Linked DNA regions of Homo sapiens: region 2 is linked to region 1. Evidence: chromatin contacts called from ENCODE Hi-C or POLR2A ChIA-PET data. All regions are on one chromosome and are shown on one strand. Each heading gives the region's core, a stretch centred on a gene start or an enhancer-like site at or near the end of the contact. The rest is flanking DNA. Distances are from core to core; before and after follow the strand shown.

Evidence for each region. A loop is a pair of places that touch in the nucleus more often than their neighbours do. ChIA-PET counts read pairs that join two places held with the same protein, here RNA polymerase II (POLR2A). Pooled maps may share reads with other maps.
Region 2: a map of ascending aorta shows a loop between it and region 1 (2.3-fold over the local background). The contact joins the enhancer-like site here to the promoter of SAMMSON in region 1. A Hi-C loop is called at or near these places in 5 of 168 maps with a recorded cell type or tissue (aorta, ascending aorta, dorsolateral prefrontal cortex and 2 more) and 5 of 50 pooled maps. POLR2A ChIA-PET finds 5 or more read pairs at or near these places in 1 of 52 experiments (GM12878).

The regions. Positions count from the first base shown.
Region 1 is chr3:69,994,031-70,001,093 of GRCh38, reverse strand. It overlaps SAMMSON (survival associated mitochondrial melanoma specific oncogenic non-coding RNA), which reads right to left and starts at 1,361. Exons shown (of 5, transcript NR_190186.1): 1 at 1,227-1,361.
Region 2 is chr3:70,060,872-70,067,531 of GRCh38, reverse strand. SAMMSON (survival associated mitochondrial melanoma specific oncogenic non-coding RNA) reads right to left here. Exons shown (of 5, transcript NR_190186.1): 4 at 2,214-2,286. Among named protein-coding and RNA genes, the nearest start is that of SAMMSON, 64 kb to the right of the region's middle. Within about 2 kb of position 3,142, at least 3 of the 41 ENCODE cell types and tissues checked have a DNase peak (open chromatin) inside an H3K27ac peak, as active enhancers do; they include ascending aorta and dorsolateral prefrontal cortex, where a contact is called at or near this core.

The DNA of each region.
Region 1 (7,063 bases), core at 112-2,611:
AACCGCCTCATTGTGTATGTGCCCATACAGAGAGCCAAGCAGAAAAGGGCTCATTGTCCAGTGGAACAAACCAGCTCCGGCAGGAGAAGCTCCCCGTCCCTGCAGTGCACACATGGCAACACAGCTTCTCCAGGGCCTCAGGAAATAATGACTTACGGCAAGATAAATAGTCAAGGGTTATTTGGTCATCACGCTGGGGCTCCAGCTCTTTAGAGGTTTGCACTGATAGCAAAAACACTGTTGAGTGTCTAAATAATTTGAATGATATTAATACAAGACCCCAGAAAGAGGAAAACAACAATAGCTTGATGATAGCAAGCTGACAATGGGAAGCATTTTGTGGGCTGAGATGACTGTAAAAGCAAACAATGGTGATATTGTCCTTCTGGTGTTATTGTGTAATGCTGTAATTTATGGATGAAGTGGAATTTCAAACAAAATAAACAGACTTGAATTTGTTAACTAATACAGTAAGCATAGAACATTCTGTTATGTGAAAAGAGAAATGTTTTATACACTCCTGCTATTTGCTAAACAGAAATATGTTTACATTTGGCATAACGTCTTGCTTTTGGTTTTGCTAGCTTTTTGAGAATATCCTTTTTCATTTAATCTTGAACACAGATACAAAATGTGGGTGAAAGAGGAATATTGTCAATATATATCATTGTACCATTATATTATAGTTCTATAAGTTAAAATTACAACAATAATAACTTTATCTCTATCACAAGTGAAACGGTACGGGTTCCCTTGTCCTCCTCTCAGGGCGTGTGATGGGAGTGTGGCTCGTTTCTTCAGCGCCCCGCTGCTCAGACCTCTAGAGGAGCATACAGACAGGCAGGCTGTGGGGCTCCGATCCCACGACAGTGTCTAGGGCTGACTGTTTACAGCTCCCGAAGCCCCAGTGGACGTGTGTGCTCCTGAAGCCCCAGCAGGCGTGTGTTACTGGGTGCTCTCTTAGTTTGCCGTCTATAGGCAGCTTGTGTTAGCTCAATTGGACCCTCTACCTTATCGCAAGGACAGAGGGCTTTCTGTATCCCCGGATTTCTCGCCTTGGTGTACCGGAAAAATTGGTCACACGTGGCTTGGAGAATGAGTGCAAAGTTGTATTGAGTGGAAGTAGCTCTCCGGTGATGGGGGAGCGAGAAGGGAGGTGGTTTTCCCCTGGAGTAGGGCAGCTCGGCGGCCCCAGCTCTCCTCCCACTGCCCCAGCCAAACTCCACCTTGTCCCGCTGGTCAATGGCCTGCCGGTGCCTGTCTGTGTGCTCTTCCCCCAGCGGGCTCTCCATGACCAGCCACCTGTGTCTTCTTCCCCGGATGTGTTCCTCAAATGTCTAGCGACTTCAGTGTGTCTGCCCGCTAGGGCCTGCGGGGGGCGGTTTTTATAGGCCCAGGTTGGGGGCGTGGCCGGCAAGGGTAGGCTTGGAAAATACAACATTTGGGCGGGAAAGCAGGAGCGCCTGTCCTCACCTAGATCCATGGGGGTAGAGCCGAGCCAGGGACCCGCCTTCCTCTACCCCTCACTTCCCTTCCCCACTTCCGTATCATTTAAAGGGACCACGCTCTTCCGTTCCCGGTACTCCCGTATCACAAGTGGGCTATGATATCATGTGGGAACTATTTGGTTGCAGTTACACTTATAAAACAAAAGCTACTTCTCCGTAAACTATAAAAAGCAGGTTTTTATCTCAGAAAGGATTGTTAATAATAAATGACCACTATTTATGGAGCTCTTGGATTCACAAGAAGTGAGTCACCAATGACAAATTACGTATCTTACGTCTCAGTGCTGAGAATAGTGCCTGGCACTTAGTAGGTACTTAGTAGATATTTGTTGAATAAGTAAATACTTCTTCTACAAGCCGGGTATTGCTTTAAGTCATGGTTACATCTGTCAAAGACAAAACTAAGTTCGAGACAAAATGAACAAAGGCTGTTTATTCATAAATTGATGGCAAGGGAACCCATCTGCTGTCAGTTTCGTTTCAGCAGGGTTCCCGGGTGTTAGAGAGGAGAGTGATTTTTATAGAATAAAAAAGGATAGGCTGAGACAGCCTCTGACTGCTGAGGGTTCTATAAAGGTGAGATTTCTGGAAGCCAGGGTGACTTTCTAATTGATCTTCAGGTACATTTGACTGCCCTTTGTTGGCTGGGAGGGAGCAAACAAGCAGTCTGGGGACATTCTGGAAATGAATGCTAGGAACAGAAGGTTTTCCGTGGCCAGCCATTTCCTGGAACATGTAGTGCTCAATGGGGTGCCTTTTTTACAGTCAAACTGTCAGGATGGTCCTTTATGAGAAGCTGACTGCTTGGGCCAGTTTCTAACATCTGGGTTCTCTCCCCGACTTCAATCTCTCTCTCACTCTTGCTCTCTCTCTCTCTCAAAAACAAAAACAAAAACAAAACAACAAACAAAAAAAACCTGTCACCTAATTGGCAAAAACCTCCTAGAAAAATAAAAATAAGTCAGTTTTAAATTGAAAAACATTATTACCACTCAAAAATCCTAAATGCAGTAAAAATAGGAGTGATATAACCTCATATGTTCACGAGAACTCATCTGATGCAAGTAAACCTGCATTTTTATATTCAAGTCTTATTTAATCATGGCTGTGGTCTTAGGACAAAGATAAGTTCAATATTTTACGGAAGTTTGATTGATAGCAGTGAAGCATTGTCCTAAAGATTCAGGAACACGCTTTTTATAGATGTTATTGGAGTGCAAAATAGCCACCTTAAAAAAAAAAAGCTTACAAGGATTCACAACCTTTCTAGTGGCTTTGTCTTTATTTATTCATTTATAAAGCAGCTATCTAGGGGGAGAGTATTAGTGGCCATGGGAAATTTTAAGTAGAAATTAAATAGACCTTTGGCTTCATGCCCAGAAAAATATGTCAGTCCTGTGCAGAAAACCAGGCAAAAGATAAAAAAGATTCCATTATATCTATAATACAATCTTCTTATGGCTTTAGTACAAGTTTCTTTTCTGCTAACAGAAGTCCCTGCAGAAGGTTTAAACAATCTCAACAATTTCATTATGTGAGCGTAGCTAAATCCAATAATGTAAAAGGGCCTAGAGAGCCTTCCCATATGCTTGGTTCCATACCCTTTCCTTCTAGGGGAAGTCAAAGAACTTGGCTCTCAGGAAGCTGATTCTACTCCAATTGCCCGCAGCACAAATCTTGCATTGTTGACATCGAGGAAGCTCTCCTGAGGACACACAAAGAAGAGAAGGAGCCATTAGAATTTCTCATGACCCTGCTTTGAGCCAAATCCAGCTTCACTTAAATGAATGAAAATGCTTGTTATATGGCCCAAGAAACTACTTTGTCCATTTGAAAATTAATTAGACCATAGCTAGATGAACAACCCTAAGATGCTTTCACAATGTTCTTAGATGCATGACCCTGGCTGAGTTCCCAATTTTAACAAGTTTATCCTAAAGCAAAAACTTGGCCTTTTGGCTAAGCTAGTGCTACAATTATAATGCTTTCCTGAGTGGTGGCAGCTAAAGCATAACCTCGCCAGAAAAGAGTTAGTTAGGAAGAGAGTAGTTAAAACTTTTGCATGCAAGCTAACAGAAGATATTTTAAAGGCATTTTTTTGTTGTTGTTTTGAGGAGCCAATTTAGTTATTCATTTCACAGCTGGGCTTGGAGAAAATGTTAAAATCTTATATATGTCATGATTCACTCCAGATTAAAACTCCTTGAGGGCACAGATTATGTTGTTCCTTGTAGTATTTTAAGTATAGTGGTACCAAAAGTTGGTAGATTGACTAGAAGCATAAAACACAGATTCAGATGTAAATTCTTTTTTCAAGGTGTCACACTGAGGATGTTCACGGCTGGTCATTGATAAGAGAGAATCTTCAGGTGTATAATATTCTGAGCCACTCCATCACAAAGAGACTAATAACTACTTTAAAAAGTAATCTATACATATACCTAACGTAAATGATGAGTTAATGGGTGCAGCACACCAACATGGCACATGTATACATACGTAACAAACCTGCAAGTTGTGCACATGTACCCTAGAACTTAAAGTATAATAAAAAATAAATAAAAAGTAATCAATACATTGCCCCATTTAAGAATGTCCTTAATAAATATTAGGGGTGATTGTATAACTGATGCTTAACTATCTATAATGTGGAATTGAGAGAGAGAAAATCAGAGTTGGATACACTGCATGAGAAATAAAATTCCACCCAAATTACCAAAAATAGAGAAATTATGGAAAGGGTGCCCAACTCACAACTTCTTTATTGATTAAAGAGAAAAAAGTCTTGCAAGGTGGCTCTATCCCTATCATAGCTGATCAGGACAAGGACAGACATCTCATTCCTGAGGAGCTGATTCATTGATAAATGACAACCAATTGCGTTCTCTCTGTGTCCCATTTGGGATCTCTCTAAATCTTTTCTGCACATGCTGTCTCTTTCTGGGGCAGCCAATTGAGGATCTTTGCATATAAATAAACACACGTGCCAGTTGACCTCTGTAGAGAAGCAGAATAATATATATATATGGTTCAGGTGTTGAGTCGGGGACAGAGACAAGAGGCCATGTCGGCTTTAGTTTTTTAATACAAAGGAAGATTATAAAAGTCTGAGAAAGAACGATGAAGCAGGCCACCTTGTATTCTTAAGAATTCGCTCCTCTTGCTCACCTGCCTCTGTACAATTTCTATGTTTTTGATATTTTGGGTGGAATTTTATTTTCAATGCAGTATATCCAACTCTGATTTTTTTTTTCTGCCCTCAACCCCATATTACAGATATTTAAGCATCAGTTATATCGCCATCCATAATATTTATTAAGGACCTTCCTAAATGTAGCAACCTACAGGTTACTTTTTAAAGTAGTTATCAGTCTCTCTGTGAGTGGAATGGCTCAGAATATCTCTCTGTTCAAATGCATAGACATCTGCAGATAAATGGTACTTTTGAATTTTTCCTAATGTAGCTCATCATTTTAGCAGAATTTTGACTGGCCTCCCTAATTCCAGATTATTTCTATTTCCTTGTATGACCTTAACTGGGGACTGATCAGCATCCTTTTTTATGTCCCCCCAAAGAATGTCTTCTGGGTCTGGGCTCTCAAAAATCTCACGTGGTTAGAAATCTTTGGGTGGTGCAGTACCACAACTCTGAATAAAGAGACATTAAATACCTCCTCTTATGCTGTATATTGATAAGGACTTGTGTTGATCTATATACATCTGGGTCAAAACAGAATACTTTGAATTTAGTTAAAGAAGTCATATCGTTTCCTTTTGTGGAGGCACATGACATCTCCAGAATGAAATCTTTCCCCAAATGACATGACAGCATTAGCCACTTTTTTTTTTTTTCTTGAGATTGAGTTTTGCTCTTGTTGCCCAGGCTGAAGTGCAATGGCATGATCTCAGCTCACTGCAACCTCTGCCTCCCAGGTTCAAGCGATTCTCCTGCCTCAGCCTCCCTAGTAGCTGGGATTACAGGCATGTGCCACTATGCCTGGCTAATTTTTTTTTTTTTTTTTTTTTTTTTTAGTAGAGACGAGCTTTCTCCATGTTGGTCAGGCTGGTCTCAAACTCCCTACCTCAGGTAATCCACCCACCTCAGCCTCCCAAAGTGCTGGGATTATAGGCGTGAGCCACCACGCCCGGCCAGCATTAGCCACTTTTAGTTTATCTGAAACCCGCTGGAGGTCGCCCCTGCTTGCAAGGAGAAAGGGTTCTGGGCCCATAACTTGGTTTCCTTAAGGCATGCTTAAATGCTTGGCTTCTCCAGATTTGCTGAGATGCCCCTTTATCGTTTCAATGAACTCCCCCTTACTTGGGCTCACTCATGTTGAATTCTGTCCCCAGGATTTTGAAGTGCTTTCACCATCTGCCCAAACAACTAAAACTTTCACAGAACGTTTAACAAGTATCCGAAACAGTAGATGGTTTCAGTTCCTATCTTCTGTATTTCCTCTTCCACTTGGAGGAGAACTGACAGGGATCATCTTCAAAAAGTGGGGTTGACTAATGAAAGTTTAAGAAAGCACTACAGAGGCTCCCAGGCTGGCTAACAGGTTCTATGTGAACCATGATGGATTAAACAGAAAGCCTTATATGACAAATATGCAAACACAACTTATCACACTCAAATTAAAGTGGTAAATATAAAAATATAAATATAACAATAATAGACACATTTTCTGTGGTGCTTTACAGTTTTCAAAGCACTTTAAAATACCTTATCATGGTTCATTCTCACAACAGACTAGGTGGGAGGGAGGCAATTTATGCCCAGATTGCAGGTGGAGAAACTGATCTTCCAAGAGGCGAAGAGACCTTGCTGGAAGAACAAAGCTGAATCGTGGGTAAGGGCACACGTGGTACAGTCAGAGACTGGGGTTGGAATTTTGGTTCCCACTTTTTATTAGCTGAATGGATTGGGACAAATTATTTAATCTGTCTATGCCTTGATTTATTTATCTGGAAAATTGAACAAAATGCTGAGCACTGCTGTGAGAGCTACAGATGCATGATTCTCCCAACAACCCTATATAAAGTAGGATACCCATTTGACAGATAAAGAAACCGAGGCAAGCAAAGATTCAGGAACTTGCTTAAGATTACACAGAGTAAGTGGCAGAGGCAGGCTGCAAGCCCAGGCAATGTGCTACCATTGTACAGCCTCCGTACCTCTTTCATTGGTTGGTGAGAGGAGTAAATAACACCATGAATTGACTGTAAGTCTAGCATAGTGAGAGTTCAATATGCACTAATAATCCATTCCTATTTGTAAAGAGCCCCTCTTACTTACTGGCTGTCTTTCACTATAGAATGGAAGCTCCACAAAGGCAAAGGTAATGGATTTGTTCACCATTATGTAATCAAGGTCCCTGGGTTTCAGAGTATACACTGGGAAAAAGTACCTATTTGTAACTGTTACACCTTGAGTTCTTGTTGTTTCATGAATGTTCCAGGAAGAAGCTCAGCCCTGGAATAGCAAAAATGGGTTGGATCCAGAGATGCCTGAGTTAGACATGAACTTTAGTGAACTCCCCTCATTGCCCTACTAA
Region 2 (6,660 bases), core at 1,893-4,392, 65 kb before region 1:
ACAACCCTCCTTTCTTTAGTTCCAAGTGGGGGCGAGGTGGAGGGGTATATAAGAATTCTGGTACAAATGACAGTCAATGAATCATGAATTTCTAGTAAGAAAAAAACCAGTACCTATTGTTACCCTTTTCTTGAATCTCCCACCCATCTAATTATGGGTTAATATATTTTCACTTAAAATTTTAAAATTAAATTATTTGAATACACTTTTAGATTCATATTACTTAAATGTCCCATAGTAAACATGAACCACTTTTACAGTTAAAAGTGTTCTTTTAAAATAAATTTGATAAAATTCTATCTATCTTTTTCTTCTTTTAAAATGGAAAATACCGTAAGGAAATCTCTCCGATACCTGTGCCAAGTTTTGTTTGCCTTGGTTTTTTTGTTTGTTTGTTTGTTCAGTTCTGGTTTTGCTTTTAAGTTTCCCTGACCCTTCTAGATGGTCTTATTATTAGATTAGAATTCTTTCAACAATTGACTACTAAAAAGTGTTTTCCTGAATATATAGACTGAGAATGAAGGGGAAAAACATGAAGAAAAATGTCCTCTAAGTTTTCCTACACATATCCTATAATTTTCCAGTTGGCTTAGCCACTGAACATATTTAAATAACCAACCAACATATTTATTTAACATTCGGCAGATGGACATGATAGGAACATCATGATTTTCAGATGTACTTTTATAACTGCAAGGTTTTCTTCGTGCCAGGATCACAACAGGTTCTTAAGGTAAAGCCGCCCCTACCTGCTGTTTCTTCAATGTTGGAGCAACTCTCAACCTAAACATGTCCACTCAGATTAATTTAAATCCCTGACATTAAAGTGGAAATCAAATCATTCTCTTCAATCTATTTTTTACCAGCAGCATAAAAGAGACTATTTTACATGTTAATAGTAATCTGATGTGGTTGTATAAATCTGATATAAATATGATACTCTGTTTGGAAATGATGCTAATTTAGTTTAAAATGGAGATTACATTTCAACTTGTAAAAGAGCAGGATGGAATATTAGCATTCATGGCTGTTATATAATTTCCCTTTACACTACACAAGTGTTACTCAAAATCTTTTCTGAGACTCTTTGTCCAAAGATTTCCCATTCTTCCTATAAGAAAAAGGACTTCTCTATTTAACTATAAGTTAAACAGGTGGTACAGACCCTTGAAAAAAGATTAACAACAACATTATAAATGCATTTTTGAAGAAACATTTGAAGTTACAATGTAATAAACTGAACAGAATGTCATAAGAATGTCAAACTGGGCACTGTAAAAATAAATGTTATTCCCAAGGAAAATAAAAAGTCTGCATATTTATGTAACATTCAGCAGATGGACGTGATATTAATATAGGGTTTTCAGTTGTACTTTTATAGCTACTAGATTTTCTTGCCTAACTTGGCAACCCGAGGCACCATTTGAGTTTTGGATTTGGACAATACTGCAACAGATGTCCAGACCAATAAAATAAATTCCTTAAGGGCTATGCTTAATTTGTGTAATTGATCAATTTTGGTTACATAGGCCTCAGCTCACCAGCATGTAACTGCCTTCCACAAAAGCTTTGCAGTTGGGATTTCGTTCCATATGTTACAAGAGTTTATGGACTCTCTTTGATAATGCTGCAGATAGAAATGGGCCTGCGGTGACACCTGTTGGCAACCAGCGGTGAAAAATAACAAGGGATGGAGTGGGCAGTTCTGGGGCAGGGTTTCTGCACCTTGGCGCTATTAACATTTGGGGCCAATTTTTTATTGTGTGTGTGTTGTGGGGGTGGCTGTGCTGTGCATTGTAGGAGGTTTAGCAGGATCCCTGGCTTCTACCCACGAGATGCAAATAGCATCCTCCCCCAGATGTGACAACCAAAAATGTCTCTAGACGGTACCATATGTCCCACAGAGGACAACAGCCCCCCAGGGAGAACTCTTGCAGTAGAGTGGATACTTCTGAAAGAGGCACACATTGGAATGGCTTCAGATTTCTCACATTTTTTTTTCTAAAAAAAACAAAACACAAAGCACTTTTCTTTCTTTCTTGCCTTGAAGTCTCTCAATCTAATAATAGTTTTATGGACAACTCATGAAAACTTTGGCCCAACAGACTGTATCTGTAATAGGTGTGCTAGAGCCCCATCCTCGTCACTGCACGCAGGCGGGTGGTAATTAAGACATGGATTTCGAAGCCAAACTCTAAATGTTCATCACTCACCTATTAAAATTGCCAGAGTTGCTATGTTAATTATCTCCCCGTATCCTTGATTTAGCATAATACGGCCTGCAGCCTGTGACAGAAATTAAAGGAAAGACCAGTGACCTCTTTTGTGATTGTGCTAATAACTACATGATAATAAATTAGTTTTCAATTTTCAGAAGACTTTACATAGCAAAAAAAATAAAAAAATGGAACAAGTGTATGATACACAAACTTGATAAAAGATGGCTGATCAGCACCAACTTTGAGTCTTCTTCTTTAAATTAGTTTCCAACCAATGTAAACAGCACATCTGAAATCAAACTGCAGTATTATTTTTCTGGCTCAGTACATTACATTGCATTAAAGATAATAATAATGAGAAGATTATGTCAGTCTGCATTTTACGTTGGATATTTTAGCAATCAAATCCTATTTATATAACTTTTTCAGGGGTAGAGAAAACTTTGACATACACACTGTACACACGCCATGCATACACACACCACACACAAAAGATTTTTCCAGTAAGACATATTGACTTGAAGAATTCCTACTAATATCAGAATAAAAACATGAGAAGTAAAATGACTCATCCAATAGCAAAGACGCGCCATGACTTCTTGGCATGTTTTGTGCCTTCCTTACATCTGCTCCTGCCTCTAACAGCTTTCTTCCCTTGGCTGGCAAAACCCAAATAAGAATGTACAGGAAGCATGGCCCCACTCTGATGTACAATAATATTTAGCTAATTAGAAGAGTCCTCCAGCTCATTATGCTAGGCAGTAGGAAGGAAGAAACTACATGAAAGCATGACACTTGCTAAGCCCTAGGATGGTGTCAAAGCTGAACTGGCATCACTTTCTCCCATTTCTTTATAGACTTGGTCGGATTGCAATATTATTCCTTGAAAATCAGTTTTGACTTTGAGAGAGAAGGATCCCTTGAACACTGCACCATCTTCTGGCCAAACGCTTAACTACAAGTGCTTAATTAAAGTGTAAAGTCCCAGATTTCTGAGAATGACTGCCAAATTAGTACGTACTTGGTATATTTCATTATTCCTATTTTAAGACAGCACAATAGACAGAAACACAGGGCATTTTCCTTCTGATTAAATGACAAGGCACTGGAACTCTGTTTTAATACAGCTTTGTGCTTCATTCACAGTCTCAAATAATTTTTTATCCCACAGATATTTGTGGAAAGCCATGTATAGATCTGGCACTTAGAACTGGACCCACAGAAGGGTAAGACATGGTTCCAGCCCTCTGAGAGCTTACAACCTAGTCATATAATCATGAAATGTAAAGTGGATGTATTCTGAATAGCCCAGACAAGAAGTGCAATAGGAATTAGGAGGTGAGATCTGAGGACTGACCTTGTAGGAAAAGATTTACTGTAGACAGTGGCCCTTAAATTATGATGAAGAATGATGATGCTGATGCTAATGATACTTAAGATATGCCAGGCACTGTGCTAAGCCCTTTACAAATATTGCCTTCATTAAACAGCTGAATTTTGCTGATGGGTAACCCAGCAAGGGAGTGTAAAAGGTTAAGACTCAAGCTCCAGTTACCTGGACACCATAACTCATGCTCTGAACCACTCTCCTGTACTGTCTCCTGTGATAAGGATTTGATTCACAGAAAGGAGTTTCTGGGGGAAGGAAACAAAGTCAGCAAAGATGGAGACAGGGATATGCAGTGGCAGCTCTAGAATTTCTCTGTAGGAGGGACTTCAGATGAAAATCTGTTTGCGGGGGAAGGGCTGCTCAAAGATGTAATTCTTTGCAGCTATGTTTGCAGAGGAGGCACACGGATCCTACCTAAAAGAAGAGAAGCTGATGGGGATCTCAAGAAGGGCTAGCCTCCCAGAACACCTAGGGCTGCTGCCACTGGGAATATGTGCTGCATCTTCAAGCAAGAGCAAGGAATCCAATGGGGTTGGAGAGCTAAGCGGTTCAGAAGGCATCACAGGAAATGGGATTTGAAAAGCAGGCTGGAAAAAGACCAAAATATTCACAAAGTTGCAGGTGGGTCTAAAGATATATTTGGTGTAGAATAATGAACCTATTCAAATATTATACAAAAGTTAATCTGTTCTCAATGTGCAGGGTTGAGGGAAAAGGTACGAAGCAGTGAGATAAAAGGCTCTAGCATTAATCAAGATATTTGTCAAGAGAAAGAAAAGAAAGGGACCAATGTGAGAAGCATTTCAAGGAAAGTCAATGCGGCGGGGGTGGGGGGGGCTGGTGACAGAAGGAAGAGGGTCCCTGCAGACAAAGCAGGAGACAAAGAACTTCCCAAGTGCTTCAGTTTTGTAGTGAAGGGCAGAAGGGACACCAGGTGATGAAGTCAACATTTTCAAAAATAAAGGAAGATGTAAATTTTTGGAATACTGTATTTCTGAAGATATGGGCAACCCAAAATAGAATGTCCAATATGCAACTGATGCCAATACTAACTGCTCACTTTGGACTGAGCTCACGGCTGCAGGTACAGATGTGGAAGTCATTTACACCAAACTCAGAGATGAACACATGAGGACGACTGACTTTCAGAGGAGGCAAGAAATGGCAGAGCGAAACAGCCAGCCAGGCCTGAACGTTTTGGGACATTCCCCTTTGGAAAGGAGTGATGTGAGAAGCCAGAGAATGGGCAGAGAGGAGACATTAGAGGGAGGATAAAAGTCACAATGACAGAAGAGCAGTGCAATATCAAAGAGATTATGGTTATTGGTGACTGCTACAGAAAGATCATGAAGAGCATCTCAAAATGTTTGTGTCTGACAAATATGTACTGAGCATCCACTATGTGCCTGCTACTGTTCTGGGGCCTGAGGATAGAACAGTGAGCAAACCAGAGTCTGTCCTCAATGAGCTTACATTTTAAGGAGGAGAGGATAGAAAATGAGCAAATTAATATGTTAAATCAAACCACAAGAAATTGCCAGTATTTGTCCGGTTTTGACCTACAAAATGTGCATTCTCATGTGGTTCTACTTAATATAATGTCAGGTGGTGGCAGATGTTGTGAAGAAAATAAAACAGGGCAAGGAGAAAGAGCATGCCATGGGGAGAGGGGCCTTCTTAGACAGTGGGGTCAGGAGAGGCCTCCTTAACATGCCGATATTATTATTTGTATGGGCATGAATGAAGTGGGGAAACGGGCCATGCGGGTGTCTCAGCACCATGGGCAGAGGAAACAGTGGCACACAGACTATGGGGTTGCAATGTGCTTAGAGAGAAGAAAAAACCAACGCACTTGGCTGCTGGATGATCACTGTGGAGGGTTTGCCTGTAGAATGGTGAAGACTAAGGCCAGGGATCAAAAATACTGCAGAGAACGAATGGGAGTCTGGGGGTTCCAAAGACATAAGTGTAAGCAGCTGGTTTGTTTACACATAGAATCATTTATTCATTCAACAAAATGAATGAGTCAAAGGAAAAAAGAACTTGGGAGATGGCAGAATCAAGTGAAGCTGTTGCAAGTGACAAGAGACCTGTGCATATCTACAGCAAAAGAAAACCCTGAGAGGGTAACCAGAGATGCTGAAGGCATAAGGCACACTTGAGGAGACACAAGGGGAATGAATGTAGCCGTGGGTAGATGCGGAGGGAGCTAGCATCTGATACAGTCATAACCTAACCCAGGCGTTGCAAACGCAAATTTTAGGCAGGTAAAGTAAACTTGGGAGGTGGGCTGGCCAGGTGACATTTAACAGGGCATGGTGGGGATTGAGGCAAACTGGAGACATCATGCCCTGTGGAAAGTGGGCAGCCAAGCCTCAGCTCAGGCTTTGCCCATGCAGAAACGAGAACCCAGAATTGCCAGATGCTCTGATATTTCAAGACAAGCAGAAAAGATGGGTTTTTATATGCAGTCTCTCGATGTGTATGTTGTTACAAATCTTAAAGATTTTTTAAACATTACGCAGGCCAAACAAAACACATCTGTAGTCCAGATGGGGCCCACAGGTTGCCAATTTAGGACCTCTGGCTTAGAACAAAGATGTTAGCATGGTCCCTAGACTTGGTCATGGCTCTGAGCTCCTGACTCACAGTTGCATTCGCCTGCTAGGCAGTCCCAACTGGAGGTCCTGTCGGTATCTCAACCACAACACACGCAAACCCAAATTCATTTTTCTCCCCCAAATCCCTCTTCCTGCCTTGTCTATTACTCATGAATGGCAGCACCACTGCCAAAGCTACCACCTTTGGAATGGCCTTCCCTCTCCTCCTGAAGTCAGGATATACATCCTTTTATGCATGGATGTCTGCATCTTGGCATACATCCTTTTTCCTCCATTTTCATTGGCATCGTCTCCAGTTTAAGCTCTCACGACTTCCAATCTAAAATATCCAGATAATTTTCCACTCCCACTCACTCCCTCTTCCTCTCATCTTTTCTCCACTACTTAAGTACAGACTTCCACTGACCTACATCCATGACCCTCTACAGTA